2 separate regions of the Homo sapiens genome follow, and region 1 is linked to region 2. Evidence: read pairs that join two places in POLR2A ChIA-PET (ENCODE). Cell type or tissue: HepG2. All regions are shown on one strand.

Evidence for each region. ChIA-PET counts read pairs that join two places held together with the same protein. Peaks named below come from ENCODE experiments on the same cell type or tissue, not always from the same donor. Only the 100,000 strongest peaks of a DNase experiment are listed, where the experiment ranks them.
Region 1: POLR2A ChIA-PET joins it to region 2 with 5 read pairs; 2 of 35 experiments call an interaction of 5 or more read pairs at or near these places.

The regions. Positions count from the first base shown.
Region 1 is chr7:55,230,801-55,235,800 of GRCh38, reverse strand. No RefSeq gene overlaps it. Among named protein-coding and RNA genes, the nearest start is that of ELDR, 22 kb to the left of the region's middle. In HepG2, no CTCF peak of the experiment used is centred here; no DNase peak of the experiment used is centred here; H3K27me3 peaks cover 2,739 bases.
Region 2 is chr7:55,176,354-55,181,353 of GRCh38, reverse strand. EGFR (epidermal growth factor receptor) reads right to left here. Exons shown (of 28, transcript NM_005228.5): 20 at 1-61. It overlaps EGFR-AS1 (EGFR antisense RNA 1), which reads left to right. Exons shown (of 2, transcript NR_047551.1): 2 at 1-1,604. Among named protein-coding and RNA genes, the nearest start is that of EGFR-AS1, 10 kb to the left of the region's middle. RefSeq lists an enhancer at 1-154. In HepG2, no CTCF peak of the experiment used is centred here; DNase peaks (open chromatin) are centred at 2,373 and 3,433; H3K4me3 peaks cover 3,227 bases.

The DNA.
Region 1 (5,000 bases), 54 kb before region 2:
CCTGGTTGCAAGATGGCTGCTGCACCTCCAGGCAAACGTTAGAATTCTAGGTGGGAAGAAGGGGGCAGGGAAAAAGCAAAGGGGTTCCAGGTCCTGGCCATGGGGCCTGAAGCATGAGCGGTCTGCAGGGCTCTCAGGCCTTCCACACCCCAGGCTGCCCCCGTGAGTGCAGCGCTCCCACAGGGAGTGGAGGCGATGATGCACAAATAAGCCAGAGAGTGCCCAAGTCTGGTACAATGGAGAAAATCAAACCCAAATCAGGAGGCTGGGCCGGGGGTCATGGTGAGTCAAGAAAAGAGGGTATTCTTCCCCACCTTCCCGCTAGAGCCACCGCAGGCCTGAAGCCCCTGGCACAGAGCCCCGCAGGGTTTGGGGTCTGCATGACTGAAATGGGGTGTGGAGGAGGCCTGAGGACTGCATTACCTGCACTTCCCAGGCTCTCCCTCTGCAGCCGGGCTGCCTTAGTGCAGGTCAGCTGCAACTGCAACCGCAACCGCAACCTGGTCACTTCCGGCAAGGGCAGAGCTCGCTCCCGCCGGGTGTGAGGTCTAGAATCGGCCTTCCTGCCCTGATCTTGTTCCCAGAACTCCTGGGGCGCACCTGGGAGCAATGCGGAGCCCCTCTATGTCTCCAAAGTCACGGCTTTCCTCTGTAATGCTATGACAGTGAAACAGCAAAAGAACACAACTCCATTTTTAAGGGGTCTTTACCCATTCTTGCACGTAGGGGAGGATAATTTTAGAGTACAGAGAAAATTAACAGCAATCATGTAGTTTTTAAAACTAGCTTTGGGACTAAAGGAGAAGTATGTAAACAACTATGTTTTGTGAAAGATTTCCAAGAGCACTGTGACCTGACCAAGAGCACTGTAACCAAGAGCACTGTGACAAAGCCATTCTCCACCTTCTTGGACCCGTGCTGGCTCCCAGGTGTCTGCGGTCCTCCATTACCTCTTGATCCCAACCCCCTCCTCTGTCTCCTGCCCTTAACATAAAATAGCCTAAAGTTTGTAGCGACTCGAGGTGGTGCTGTAGGATGCTAGTTGGCCATCTTCTTGGCTTGCTGGCACTCTTTTCCTCCCACCAGTTCTCTCGTGTGTTTGGATTCGAGCAGCGAGCAGCGGACCTTGGGTTTGGTTACCTCCGCCTGGAGCCCTGCCTGGGCTGCCCCGTGCCTGTGAGTTTCCTCCCGAGGCTGCTCTCTAGGCCTTCTCTTCACCCTCCTGCTCCTGTTTCCCAGGGCCTTCCTGATGGGTTGGACTCTGCTCTCTGGGCCCCCATTAGCCCCCTGGTGTTCTGCTCCACAGAGCTGTGGGAGTGTGACATCCCTGGCATCCCCAGAAGCCTGGGAACGCACCCTGACCCACTGCGCAGGCTCATGTCCAGCCTCCATCTCCCACCTTGCCTGACGGAGGCTGCGATGGGGCCCCGACCTCCAGCCTAGAGAGTGTGTCCACTGCCGTGGCCCTGTTCTCCCTTGGGTTTCTCCTGTGTGTGCCCTGGGTACTGTCTGCCCAGCTACATTTCTTCCCTCTTATTTTCTGCTAACAGTAGCCCCAGCTGTTAGGGTCATTGGTGGAAACCCTTAATCCCGGGAGGGTGACCTCCTCAACCCAGGTTGGAGGAACGCGGCTGCCCTACGAAACTCGGGCAGCTCTCTTTATCTGGGGCCAGTGACCTGGCAGATGATACACAACCCGGCGTCTAGGTTTTCTGATCCAACGGGGCTGGGTTCACTCACCATTCCTCTCTCCTCGTCCCTCATCTTCCTGCCTGGAATTCTAACTTGTCAGCTGAGGGGCAGCAGCAACCTTGCAAGCTGGTACGATGATGAAAGCTGGCACAGTCAGGGCGGTGCCTCTGGGCGATGCTGAGCTCTTCCATCTGCCCTGGGCTGACTCCCTTGGGGCTTATCCTAAGTAAGGAAATTAACCCCTTTTTGTTTAAAGCGTGAACGTTTTGGAATCACATTGTTTTCTGTGATTTGTGCCAGATTCATTCCTAAGTGACCTTCTCCCTTCCTTGTTGACCTGGGACTTAGGCAGAGTGTTCCTCAAGGTGCAGCCCAGGTGAACGTGTCAGATGCCCAGCAGAGACAGACAAGGACAGAGGAAAGAGTTCTCTCCTGTGGAAAAAGGGCAGTAGTAAGAGGTCTGCCCAGGCTCCAGAGAAGTGGGGAGTCCTAAGGGGCTTCCCAGGCCTGCGGTGGGTGAGGGAGCTGGCCCTGGAAGAAGAGAGGCCTGGTGGTAGGGCTGATTCTTCCAACAGGGCTGTGGCAATTCTCTGGGAAAGATTGTGCAGGCTGTGACCGAGCCCGCCAAGATTTTCCAGACCCTTGCAACCACCCGCTGCTGCTAGTTCTCTGCCTGGAAGCACCAGAGAAGCATCTTTTAGAGCTGTCCAGGGATTGCATGCATCTCCCACCCTTCAAGACCCAGGTTGCTCCTCGGTCTCCAGGTGCCATGGGTGGTGGGAGGCTTTTCTTCGCCAGAGCTAGAAAGTCAGGGCCTGCATTCTGAAGGCGGTGGGGGCACTGGGAATGCTTCCATCCACCTTTCATCACACGCTGAGATGCTGGGAGCAATAGGCGATTGTAAGGGTGGACGTGAGCAGATGGCAATGAGGATGGCAGGCCTGGCGGGCTGGGACTTGGGCCTGGAAATGCCAACTGAAGGTTGGGCCTGGAATGAGAGAAGCAGCCACATTGGGGGCAGCCAGAGGCAGTCTTCTGCTGGAGTCATGAAGTCAAAAATGAAAGTTCCCTGGAGCTAGACAAGAATATGGGAGAACATTTATGTCTATGGGGAAAATGAGGGCCTTCTAAAGCAAGATGTACAAAGCATCACATTTATCAAAAAATAAAGTTGATGTAAAAAATTTAAAATTACATTTTACCAAAGATAATATTTACAATGTATAATCCATGTGATCAGAAAATTAAAAATGAAAATCCAGAATAAATAATGAACTTTTATAAGTCAATAAAAAGAGAAGGCTGGGCACAGTGGCTCAGAACTGTAATCCTAGCACTTTGGGAGGTTCAAGTGGGAGGATTGTTCAGAAGTTCAAGACTAGCCTGGGCAACATAAGGAGATCCTGTCTTTACAAAAACTACAAAAATTAGCTGGACGAGGTGGTAACTGCCTATAGTCCCAGATACTTGGGAGGCTGAGGTGAGAGGATCACTTGAGCTCAGGAAGCCGAGGCTGCAGTGAGCTGAGATCCGCCACTCCAGCCTGGGCAATAGAGCAAGACAGTCTTGAAAAATGAAAATAAATAAAAGGAGTGAATTCTCCATCTTCAACTGACATATCCAGGTTCTTACACTGGGACTGATTGGGACTGACGAGATGTAGTGCTCAACCCACAGAGAGCAATGAAGTACAGGGTGGGGTATGGGTCTCCTGAGAGTGGCAGAGCCAGGGGAGCCCCCAACCCAGCCAAGGGAGGTGGTGAGTGATTGTGCGACCGTGTCTGGGAAACCATGCTTTTCCCATGGATTTTTGCAAACCTGCAGATCAGGAGATCCCCTCGTGAGCCCATTCCACCGGGGCATTAGGTCCAAAGCACAGAGCTGTGTGGAGTCTCAGTGGAGTGGCCACTCATGCACATGTGGAGACCCAGGAGTTTTGCATACTCTAGCCCCGGTAATTCTGGCAAGGCAGAATTCCCCTAGGAAGGGGGCTAAATCTAGGGGAGCCAAGTGGCATCATTCTGTGGCCCCTCTGCTGCACCTCACAATTTAAGACCCACTGGCTTGACATTCTAGACAGCTAGTGGCAGCAAGCTGGAGACTGCCTAAGATGGACTGAGTTCCCCAGGGGGGAGTGGCGGCCACCATCTCTCTGGTTTGAGTCAGCTGTTCTAGCCTGCTGGCTCTGGGGAGCCTGAGTGGTCCAGACTGAGAGGCGCTCCCCACAATGCGGCACATTGCTATGCCAGACTGTGGCCAGACTGCTTCTTTAAGTGGGACCCCGGTCCATCCCTCCTTACTGGGCAGGGCCTCCCTGTGGGAATTTCAGCAACTCTAGCTAGGGTTATATGGACAGAAATCTGATCTCCCTGGGATGGAGCCCCCAGGGGGAGGAGCAGCCTCTGTCTCTGCCATTGAGCCAACTCTTAGTTTTTCCAGCCTCCTGGTTCTAGAAAGTCCAGACAGTCTGCATGAGGGAGGTTCCCTTCAGCACAGTGCACCTGCTCTGCCAAGGGGCAGCCAGACTGCTTCTTTAAGTGGGTCCCTGATCCTGTTCCTCCTGACTGAGTGAGACCCCCCAAGAAGGGTCTCCAGACATCTCCTACAAGACTGTTTGGGCCAACATCAGGTCAGGGTCCCCCTGAGACAGAGCTCCAAGAGGAAGGAGCAGGCTGTCATAATTGCTGTTTTGCAGCCTTCACTGGTGATACCTCCAGGTGCAGGAAGGACTGAAGCAGCTAGGTCTGGAGTGGACCCCTAGCAAACCACAGTAGCCCTGTGGAAAAGTGGCCTGACTGTTAAAAGAAAAACAAACATCAACAACATCAACAACAAAAAGACTCCATTCAAATGTCAGCAACCTCAAAGATTGAAGGTAGATATGCCCGCAACGATGAGAAGGAATCAACGCAAAAATGCTGAGAACTCAAAAAGTTAGAGTCCCTTTTTTTTTCAAATGACTGCAACACCTCTCCAGGAAGGGCACAGAACTGGGCTGAGGCTGAGATGACTGAAATGACAGAAGTAGGATTCAGAAGGTGAGTAATAAAAAACTTTGCTGAGCTAAAAAAGCATGTTTTAACTTAACACAAAGAAGCAAAGAATTATAATAAAACAATACAGAAACTGAAAACCAGCATTGCTCGTTTTCAGAGCAAAATAACTGACCTGATGGAGCTGAAAAACACAACACGAGAATGTCACAATGGAGCCACAAGTATTAATAGAAGAGTAGAATAAACCAAGTGGAGGAAAGAATCTCAGAGCTTGAAGACTGTCTTTCTGAAATAAGACAGGCAGAAAAGAAT
Region 2 (5,000 bases):
GGCAGATGCCCAGCAGGCGGCACACGTGGGGGTTGTCCACGCTGGCCATCACGTAGGCTTCCTGGAGGGAGGGAGAGGCACGTCAGTGTGGCTTCGCATGGTGGCCAGAAGGAGGGGCACATGGACCCCTTCCAGGTGAAGACGCATGAATGCGATCTTGAGTTTCAAAATACGTACTCATGGAGGAAAAGCTGTGCCTGCAAAAGACCTAGCACAGGGACGTTTACGCAGGGCTGTGAAGTGACAGATGCAGTGGGAGAGGGCCCCTCCTGGGTGCATCTGGGGATTCCCCATGACAGAGAGGCCCAGGCAACAGTGGCCATGAGGAGCACATTGGATAAAGGAGGAGTCGGAGTCACCTGATCTCTGAGTTTGGGAACTGATAGTATCTTTGTTATGAAGACCTCCGCCTCAAGGTTGAGGATGCTGTGTTTTAAAATATCATGAGGGCCTGTAGGAATCTGTGTGGGGTCCGGAACACCCTGGGTAATGACTGACCCTGCACATCAGGAACGCTGGCTGTGGGTGCTGCAGAGGACAAGCGATGGAGAAGGCATCCGGGGAGCACCGAGCCAGCAGGGAGAAAGGCCTCCCTTCCCCACAGGCCAGGCTTGGCCCTGACTGTGCTCTGGGAAATGGGTGGGCATTTGGGCTGGGGACCCTGCCCACAGCACCTCTGCAAAGAGTAGCTGGATAAGCTCTTTCAATAGACCAGTCCCAGGTTTTGAAATGGACAGAGCATTCAATCTACAGTGACTAAAGGCTGCCTGGCTGCCCGGGACCCATTTCTAAAGAGAAGTGGTCTCTCTGTGCTGTGCCCCCAGGCTCCCTATGGGAAATCCATGCTGCACTGAGTCAGGCATCTGCTGCCCTGCTAATTCCGGCTGGCTGCCAAGGCAGGGGCCTTCCTTTGACAGAGCCATAAATACAGACTTTATTTTAACCCTTCTGCTATTCTTGGGCTGAGGAAGCTAAATTTATTTGCAATCAGGCACACAATGGGGCCCTCTTTTCTGTCTGACTGAGAATGAGGGAATCCCCAATTTCCACCCATAAATTCTCTTTCTCTTTAAAATACAAATGGTGGTGACCTTTTATTCAGATATGGAAAAGAACACACAGACTGTAGCAGAAAGCATCCACAGCTGCTTTTCACATCTCAGCAATGCCTATGTTTTGAGTGTGGACTTGGGCAAGTTAGTTTCTCTGCAGAAGTGAACACACTGAGCCAGGCTCTGAGATAGGGTGCTGCTCCAGGGTGCCCGGGCAGGTCAGGAGCAACAGGCTGGCGGGAGGCAGGGTGGAGATAGGAGACAGGAGACAAAGGCAAGGTGGGGCGAGGGGACACAGACAGTGGACCCTCAGTATCTGGGGAATTGGTTCCAGGACCTCCCTTAAATATCAAAATGTGAGGATGCTCAAGCCCCTGATATAAAGTGGCACAGCATTTGTGTGTAACCTACAGACATCCTCCCATCTACAGCATCTCCTGATTACCTATAGTACCTAATACAGTGCAAATGCTATGTGAATAATTGTTATGCTGTATTGTTTAGGGAATAATGACAAGAAAAAAAGTCCGTATATGTTCAGTACCGATGCAATTTTTTTCCCCAACGTTTTTCATTGTGGTTGATTGAATCCATGGATATGAAACTGCAGACATGGAGGGCAAACTGTAAATATTTACTAAAATACAAATATGCTCACACGCTTTCCTTGCCCTAAACCCTGCCCTGGCCGTCCCTGTTCCTGGGAAGCCCCGAGGCTGACTGCCCTCCTCCCTCCAGCCTCTGGTCCTCCTGCCCACCTTCTCCCCAGGAGAGCTTCCCTCCACCCTTACCCACGGGAGAACCTCTGTCCCCAGAACCCACCTCCTCCTTCCTTAGCAGACTCTTTCTCAGAGGAGCCTTCCTCGACTCTTCAATCTAAATGAAACTCTCCTGGTATCTTGCAGTTTTTCCTTCAGAAAGCAGCCTCAGCATTGCCTGGGAACCTTTTAGAGCCACACATTCTTGGGTCCCGCCCCCAGGCCAAGAGGGTGAAATGCAGGAGACAGGCCTAGCCTTCCATATGAACAAACCCTCTGGACTCTGAAGCTTGATGAAGCTGAAGAGCCACTGCTTTGAGGCAGTCATCATAATCTGTACTTAAATATTTGTGTGATTTTAAAAATACCCTCCCCACCAAGTTTTTGAGGAAAGAACGGCTTGGTCAGCCCCTAGCACACGCTTAGGGTCTAGCTGGCGCTCTGCAGTGTCGGATCACCCGGCACACACTTGCTCTTACGTTGACTCAAGTCTCCGCCCCGTATCTGTTGGCAAGTACGTGGCAAGTGCTCTGAGGGCCTGGACCTTTGCTTCTTCAACATTCCAGCAGGGACTAGGGCAGATCTAGGCACATACCTACTTCAAAACTGTCAGGGTTGAACTGTACTGAAGTCATGAAGGTCAAAGACTCAAAGCAAGTCAAAGTCCAGGCCACTTGCATTCAAGACAAACAAACAAAAACTATAGCTTTAAATATTTCCTGCAGAGTGTTTAGGCTCTCTATTTTCAAGGAGAGTGTGTGTTATTTTCCTTTTATATTCTAAAGATAATGCCACAATTTTAAAGAAGAGAGGAGATATTTAATATCTGTGGACTCAGTAGATATTGAAAATATCCCTTTAACTTGGATAAGTGCTTGTTTATAAAAAGTCAGAACTGGACAGGGCCAGGAAGCGTATTTTGTCTGAGGTCACTGTAGTCAGAGGGTAAGCTGAGGCTGACGAGGTGAACGGCCCACCTGAGGCCACCCTGAGCAGGGTCAGGTCAGGCCCACAACCAGGTCTCCTGACCCTGGCTCCCTCCATGGCCCACTGCTCACCCCAATGGGTCGGAGGCGCCCCAGGTCCTCTGTGTGAAGGCAGCCTGTGGGGCCTGTTGGGTGCTCCAGTTAACAGACTTTAGACGTGGGAGACACACACACAGTACACCTAGAAATCTGTTTTGCGTTCCCTTCCATTGCCTACCCTAAATTTAAACTGGAAAGCCTATGAAAATTTAATACGCCATGGGATTGCCAGAAAGCACAAATCACATCTCTCCCCCGGAGTCTGGGAAGCTGTACAACCATAACACCAAAGAAACCCTCTGGCTCTTCCTATTTTCTCAAGATCTGGTTGAGACTTGAAAACATATTGTATTCATTTGAGAGGGAAGAAAAATCTGCAAACCAGAGCAGTTTGAGCAGCCCATCTGCTGCAGGGCCTCGCAGGGCTGACCTGGGGCTGGGAATGGGGAGCAGAGCGGGGGGCGTGGGTGTCGGCCACACAGAGCCTGGAGCCCCGCCAGGCCCCATCCTACTAACATCTGATAGACCCACTGGGCCATCACTTCCTCCCCACCCAGCAGGCACAATGGGAACGCTGTTCAGTCGTGTGTCCCGTTCGGTGTACGCAGAAGCTAAAGCGAGCTTTGTTCTCGGCTGTTTGTCTTGGAAGTAGTAAACGTGCACCGTGACCTACAGCAAGCATGCTTGGTATTCCACAACAATCTTCGTGGAGCCCCAGCACCCACAGGCTGGCAGGCAGAGCGCACAGTTGGAGCCCCCATGGCTCCTAGCCCAGTCCCACCGCAGGAGTGTCCCTGAGGCTTTGTGACCTTGAAAGCCTGTTATTTTGTCCTAACTGCTGACATGACTTTTGGTTCCTTCCTTCTGGCTTGTCTCTCTCATCTGTGAATGGCTCTACCGTATGAATTGGGATTCCACTAGCTCTTGAACTCCTTAAGGAGAGGTGTACGTCCAGCCTTATGAATGAAGGGCAGGTGTCCCCTGCATTTTAAGAACTTTACTCATTCACTAAGCCACTGCTAGCAACATGGAACTGGGGCTGCAGTGTGTGTGCCGGCTGTGGGGGCCTGGTGTCTGCAGGGGAACGTGAGTATGGAGTCATTGCTGCCGTGCATGCGTGCATGTGAGTCTTTCTAAGAGCACACATGGCCCCATGAGCTGTCCTGCCACAGGATTAAGGTGCTATTTAACTCCCTGTTGAAATTGGCCTGGGCACTGCTGGCTTTTGCTTTCTTTACCAGAAAGTGCCTCCTCCAGCTTCCCCCTCTCCATCCCAGTGTGGTGCCCTGCCCGCCAGGATTGCTGGTGAGGCCTGGGCAGCCTGAGCTGCAGGACAAACCACAAACCACAGGCTTCAGGGAACACTCCAGGCTTGTCGCCCTCTGACTGCAGCAGACATGACATCCATCATTGGAGAGGAGGGGGGACATGGCCGCAGTGAAGAAACATGGGGCAAGGAAATAAAATGATGGAGGGGGAAGAGGGGATGAGGAGACAGGACAAGCAGGAGGCCAAACTGAGCTTTCTTTTATTTCTTTTATTTATTTAATATATTTAGGGATATATATATATTTAGAGAGAGATATATATATATTTAGAGAGAGATATATATTTAGAGATATATATCTCTAAATATATATAAAATATATATAAATCTCTAAATATATATCTCTCTAAATATATATCTCTCTAAATATATATCATATATATTTATATATCTAAATAACTATATACAGAGTATATATAGATATCTATATTCAGATATATATAGGTATCTATATTAATATTTATATCTAACTATTTTTTTGAGCAGGGTCTTGCTTTGTCACCCAGGCTGGAGTGCAGTGGTGAGATTTTAGCTCACTGCAGCCTAGATCTCCTGGACTCAAGCCATCTTCCCATCTCCTGAGTGGCTGGGACTACAGGCATGAGACACCACACCCAGCTAATTTTTTATTTTTTGTAGAGACTGGGTCTCAGTATGTTGCCCAGGCTGGTCTCAAACTCCTAAGCTCAAGGGATCCTCCTGCCTCAGCCTCCCAAAGTGCTGGGATTACAGGCGAAAGCCACCATGCCAGGCCCATGGACGCTTCAGATGTTGGGTGCACTTAACTTTTAAGCCTTGACCTTATCTATCTTCTACCCCATTTCCAACTCCACAGAAG